2 separate regions of the Homo sapiens genome follow, and region 2 is linked to region 1. Evidence: read pairs that join two places in POLR2A ChIA-PET (ENCODE). Cell type or tissue: OCI-LY7. All regions are shown on one strand. Links, peaks and the distances in the headings refer to the core of each region. The heading gives the core; the rest is flanking DNA.

Region 1 (2,911 bases), core at 245-2,744:
GCCGTGGGACTCTCCTAGCTCTGGGGATTGGGGTGGAGGCAGAAGCTATGTGAGTAAAACTAGAGGAACTACAGACAGGGCCTGGGGAGACTGGGGGTGTCTGAATGTGGCCTGCAGCAGTTGCTTGAGTTGGAATACTTTTGGGCAGAGGCTCATAGAAATTTCTTTCAATTGCTTTTTTTTTTCTTTTAAGAAGCTTTTTCCCATACAAATTGGAATTGTTTGAAGGAGTGGGCCTTAATTGTTGCCAGCCAGAGTGATTTTCAAAGCAGATCTATATGGATTTCACTTAGGGGTTACTTTCAGGGGGTATGTGGCTTGTTCTGAGACAGGAGGACGTTGGTTCCATTTTCCTGGAAGTTGTTGGGACTCCTGGATGGCCCTGCTCTATTTGTCTTGGGCCATTAGGCAAGTGGAAAAGCAGCTACATAGTTAGCCCTGTTGCATGGAGTTTAGTTTCATAATTCATCCTCTCAGGGATTTTTATACAGTCACACTTACAGCCTAAAGTTTGTTTTCTCCCTTTTTCTTTCTTTTCCTTCTTCAGTTCAGTGGTCCACAAAAATTCTTGGGAGGGTAAGTAATAATTTCGGGTAAAAGGCAGGAATTGTAGATCTTTTTTTAGCCCCCTGCCCCGATTAAATTTCTCCATATTCAGCTTCTCCTTCATCTGCAAAAGCATCTGCAAATGAGGTCGCTATCCCCTAATCAGACTGGCTTGTCCCCTAATTAGTCTGAATATGTGGCTTTGACAGCTTTCACCTGCTGTTTCTTAGTTTCTAGGGGATAAGATAGGATTGTGTGATTTCAAAGTGAAAACTGGCAAAATTGAAAGATGTTTTGTGGTGGCTCCCAACATCCACAAAGCTTAACTCATTGGTTTGCTTCTCATATACAAGCTTCCAGGAACATGGTTACTGTTAGTGGCTGGCACAGTGGGTTTGAAGACTTTGTTGGAACTTCAGGAAGTTTCCCCTTTGGCAAAGCTTACAGGGAGTTGGTAGTACTTGTCCTGAAAGTCTGACCCTGGTCTTATGCTATGCACACCTTGTTTAAAAGAATGCAGAGTACTGCTATTCAGCTATTGCTTAAGCAGTCCGTTTCATATATGTCTGCATTAGTTACATACTTACATAAGATTTTACTATGTTTTGTGTTATATTTGAACTAGAAGTCATAGTTTCATACATGACTCTTATTAAGCTGATAATAAATTGGCAAATTTTGATATCATCCAAGACTTTGAGGTAATGCTGGTCATACTCAAAAGGTCTGTATTTGGGTTTAGAAACTAATTTTTCTGTTAGCTAGCGCCTCTCCATTCCCAGGTGCTGTTCATTACTCATTATAGACATCTTCTGTCCCTCTGCTTTGTTAAAAGTCTTTAGCTGCTTGTCATGATACTGAATAGATCTTTTTGCAGCAGCATTTTAGCTCTGAGCTGGCTGTGTTTTACAGTGTTGGAGATCAGTTGGTTAACTTTGGCATTTCCTACCTTCATACGTAAGCATTAAAGTGTGTTAAGTGCATGTAGTAGCCCTTCAGAGAGGCGCTTATCAGGGACTTCTAGTGATTTTTGTCAGCTGTATAAAAATGCTATGATTAATAGATAACCTGTATCTGTGTGTGCATGCGCAATTTTCTTTTATGCTTACTCTGCGTTTCTTTCTCTAGGAGTGGTGTGAAATAAGTGTTACTCTGTAGGCTTTGCTTTTTTTCAATAATGAGAAGCTTATTTTAAGAATCCCTTATTTGACTTTCTTGAGTTTGGTGTAGGTATCATTTACCCCTTTTGGATTTTAGCTTTACTATGGGTTATTTTTTGCAGTGTTAGAAGCAAGTAGTAAATACTTTGGTATCCCCGAGCTTAAAGAAACCTAAAAATTTTGACTCATTCAGCATTCTGTTTTAAGTTAGGAAATTATTTAATTCTAGTATCCCAAGCTGTATTGTATTGATTGCTCTTTAAGAAATGATAACAGGTGGCCGGGCGCGGTGGCTCACGCTTGTAATCCCAGCACTTTGGGAGGCTGAGGCGGGCGGATCACGAGGTCAGGAGATCGAGACCACGGTGAAACCCCGTCTCTACTAAAAATACAAAAAATTAGCTGGGCGTGGTGGCGGGTGCCTGTAGTCCCAGCTACTCGGAGAGGCTGAGGCAGGAGAATGGCGTGAACCCAGGAGGCGGAGCTTGCAGTGAGCCGCGATTGCGCCACTGCACTCCAGCCTGGGCGACAGAGTGAGACTCTGTCTCAATAAAAAAAAAAAAAAGAAATGATAATAGGTATCATCCTGCCCATGCCCCAGCCCCCCACCAAAAAAAGTTAAATAACTTTGGACATTAGAATTAAACACATTAAAAAAAAAACCTATCACACTACACTTTTCATAAGCAGACGTTGTGATGCTGAACTATTGTGTAGCGTTTTCCAAACCAGGATTTACGCCCAGATTCCCTACCGGTAAGTTAATTCCTAACTCTAAATTCATAAATACATATGTAATGAAATGTCTCCTTTTCATTTCTGCTTCCTATGTGTCCCTATCCCCTTTACCAAACAAGTAACCACTGTTACTAATTTGTCTGTTATCCCCCCTCCTTTCTTTTTGACACAAATATTAGCATACTCTCTGTATTTTTTGCTCCTTGCTTTTCTCCATTTCCTATATCAGAGGCTACTTTTTCAAATGTAAAAAGGTCTATTAAAGTTTTCATTAGTGGTCTCTCTCTCTCTCTCTCTCTCTGTGTGTGTGTGTGTGTGTGTGTTTGTGTGATGCTTAGTGAAGGTTTTACCACTCTGAGATTATAAAAAAATAGAATGGCCTTGCAGACAGACAAACCTTAGGTGGTGTACCAGCATTTCCACTTCACAGCTGTGGGATCTTGGTTAAGTGACTTAACTTATCTAAG
Region 2 (2,911 bases), core at 248-2,747, 130 kb after region 1:
TGGAGAAATTTTCGATTGTTAAAGGCAGTTGGGATTGGAAGAGATAAGAAAACAAATTCCCAAGTGCCTCCTATGATAGGAGGCACTGGGTCTGATGCTTTCATTACTATTATCTTGTTTCATCTTACAACGGGGAAGGAAGATTCAAATGCGCAGTCTTGCTTCAGAGTCAGTACTCTTAACCAATATGTTGTAATACATTCAGCTAGTCTGTGATAGGCAGCATCTAAGATGGTCCCTAGTGATCCCCACCTCCTGATATTCATACCCTTGTGTATTATCTTCCCCTTATAGGCTGGACCTAGTGACTCACTTTGAATGCATAGAATATGGAAAATTGATGAGATGTCACTTCTAAGATTTGGTTACAAAGAGACTGTGGCTTTTATCTTGGGTGCTTGCCCTCTCTACCTTTCTCTCAGAGCCCCTACACTGTTAAGTAGCCTTGTGGGAAGGCCCAAGAGCCAGTGATGTCTAGGCCTAACAGCTAGTGACCTGCCAGCAGCCAGGTGAGTGAGTTTGGTGGTGGATCCTTGATAGTCAAGCTTTAATGATTGCAGCCCCAGCCAACACCTTGACTGCAGCCTTGTGAGAGTCCCTGAACCAGAAGCACTTAGCTTACCCAGCTGGATTTCTGATCCACATAAACTGAGATAATAAATGCTGTTTTAAGCTACTGTGATTGAAAATGAATTGTTACATAGAAATAGATAACTAGGCCGGGTGTGGTGGCTCACATCTGTAATCCCAGCACATTGTGAGGCCGAGGCAGGCGGATCGCTTGAGCCCAGGAGTTTGAGACCAGCCTGGGCAACATAGCAAAACCCCATCTCTACTAAAAATACAAAAATTAGCTGGGCAAGGTGGTGCGTGCCTGTAGTCCAGCTACTTGGGAGGCTGAGGTGGGAGGATCACCTGAGCCTGGGAGGTGTAAGCTGCAATGAGCTGAGAGCAAGAACTTGAGCAAGAGAGCGAGACCCTGTATCACAAAAAAAAAAAAAAAAAAAAAAAAAGAGATAACTACAGATTTTGGTACCAATAGTGGGGTGCTTTTTGGTGAAAATCTAAACTGGGAGTGACTTTGAAACTGGGCAGTGGACTTTTAAGGAGAGTGTTAGTATAAGATTAGAATACCTTGAACACATTATAAAAATGGGACTTTGAGGCGATTGTCACGAGGTCTTAAAGGAAAGAAACTGGAAGAAAGGGGATCCTTGTTATGTAGTGGTAGAAAGTTTAGCAACACTATCATTTATAGTTGTGGAAAGCAGAAAGTGTGTTTCATGAACTGAGAGATCTAGCTAAGTAAACTTCTAAACAAAACATTGCAGATCCCCTCTGGTTCCTTCTTGCTGCTTAAAGTATGAGGGGAAATAAATAAATTGAGGGAAGCACTGTTAAAAAAGGAGCCAGAACTTGATGATTTTGAAAATTCTCAGCCTTTCTGGTTGGCAGAGGGTGATGAAATTGAGACACGGCAAAGATCAATTCAAGAGCCACTCCGGGGAGAATGGCGGTCTAAAGATAAAGCCAAGACTGTGCCTTTAAAGCCTGCTGTTAAGACCTGAGAAGGTAGTGCCTTAGCATCCTCTTCAGTCACACTCAAGGCCTCTCCGTCAAACAATAGGGCTTCTAGCCTTTTTAGCAGGAGCCCAAGGTAGAGGTAGAAGAGTTCCTCTTGGAGAGATCTATGGGTATAGCTTTTGTCTATTGTGGTGAGATATGCAGGAAATCCACTGTAGCTAGGACTGAACAGGAAAAGAAACAGTACAAAATGAAAAGAGGCTGTCGGACACCCCTAGCATTCTGCTGGCAGGAAGCAGGCTGAGAAAGTGCTCAGGAGCTAACACATGCCACCTTTCATCAAAAGGGAAAGATGACTCAGAGGTTGGAAGCAGGAGCCTAGAGATGAAGGCAAAAGTCATGGAGAATTCTTTTCCCAGTGTTGAGACCTAATCAAGGAACTTTCAGTGTTTGCCCTGCTAGATTTCAGAGTCAGTATGGATCAGTGACTCTTTTGTGCCCCCCAATTTCCTGCCTTTCTTTTGTAGAAAAAGTTATGCCATTTAGTGATTGCAAGGATTTTAGAGAACAGAAACCCAGAGGGCAAGTGAGAAAGCAGCCCTAATACTCTGCCATCTAGGCTCCCAGAATGCCATGCTGTTGTTAAATTGCTTCTTTTGGCTTTTGCTTACAAGTCATAAGTACCAGATGATATGTGCAAAACTGAAGCAATCAGGAGAGGATTTCCCACCCCCGTATTTACCCACTTTCTCTCATCAGTATGAATAAACTGTCCCCTCACTCATGAAGCATTTGCATTCCTATATAAGGTGAACCTTCCAGTTGTATACTAGGTCCTATCTCTGCTAGTCTGTTTAGGACATGGATCCAGCAATTCTCTTCCCTCTCTCTGGGATCATCAAGTTTTCTGTCTTTATTGGATTAGTCCCGTCAGCATACAGTTAAGCTGTTCTTCCACTTATTTAAAAATAATACTCTTGACCTCACTTTGCCAGCAACTGCTGAATTTCTTTTCCTTTAAAGCAAAACTCAGTAGCGTTGTTTATATTTGATTATATCTGATTATATCAGTTCTCCTCTTAAACCCACGCAGCCAGGTTTTTATTGCAACCACACCACTGAAAGGGCTCTAGTCCAAGTTGCCAGTAACTTGCATGCTGCTAAATCTAGTGGTCTGGTCTCAGCCCTCATCTTACTTGACCTATCTGTAGAATATTCTATCACTGATCACTTCGTTCTCTAATTCACTTTCTTGGATACTTGACTTGCAGGACATCATACTTTCCTGATTTTCTTCCCACCTCTTTGGAAGTTTGTACTCAGTTTTAAAGTTGTAATATTTTGAGCCAAGTCCTTTCACCTCTTTTTTTGATTCTCTTTCATCCAC

What was found. Peaks named below come from ENCODE experiments on the same cell type or tissue, not always from the same donor. Only the 100,000 strongest peaks of a DNase experiment are listed, where the experiment ranks them.
Region 2: POLR2A ChIA-PET joins it to region 1 with 32 read pairs; 4 of 35 experiments call an interaction of 5 or more read pairs at or near these places.

The regions. Positions count from the first base shown.
Region 1 is chr22:36,013,483-36,016,393 of GRCh38, reverse strand. The region is part of intron 1 of RBFOX2 (RNA binding fox-1 homolog 2); the gene reads left to right. Among named protein-coding and RNA genes, the nearest start is that of RBFOX2, 14 kb to the left of the region's middle. In OCI-LY7, for the core only: no CTCF peak of the experiment used is centred there; DNase peaks (open chromatin) are centred at 883 and 1,423; H3K4me3 peaks cover 1,811 bases; H3K27ac peaks cover 2,199 bases.
Region 2 is chr22:35,882,103-35,885,013 of GRCh38, reverse strand. The region is part of intron 2 of RBFOX2 (RNA binding fox-1 homolog 2); the gene reads left to right. Among named protein-coding and RNA genes, the nearest start is that of RBFOX2, 150 kb to the left of the region's middle. RefSeq lists an enhancer at 1,615-2,116. In OCI-LY7, for the core only: no CTCF peak of the experiment used is centred there; DNase peaks (open chromatin) are centred at 1,783 and 2,133; H3K4me3 peaks cover 1,707 bases; H3K27ac peaks cover 2,500 bases.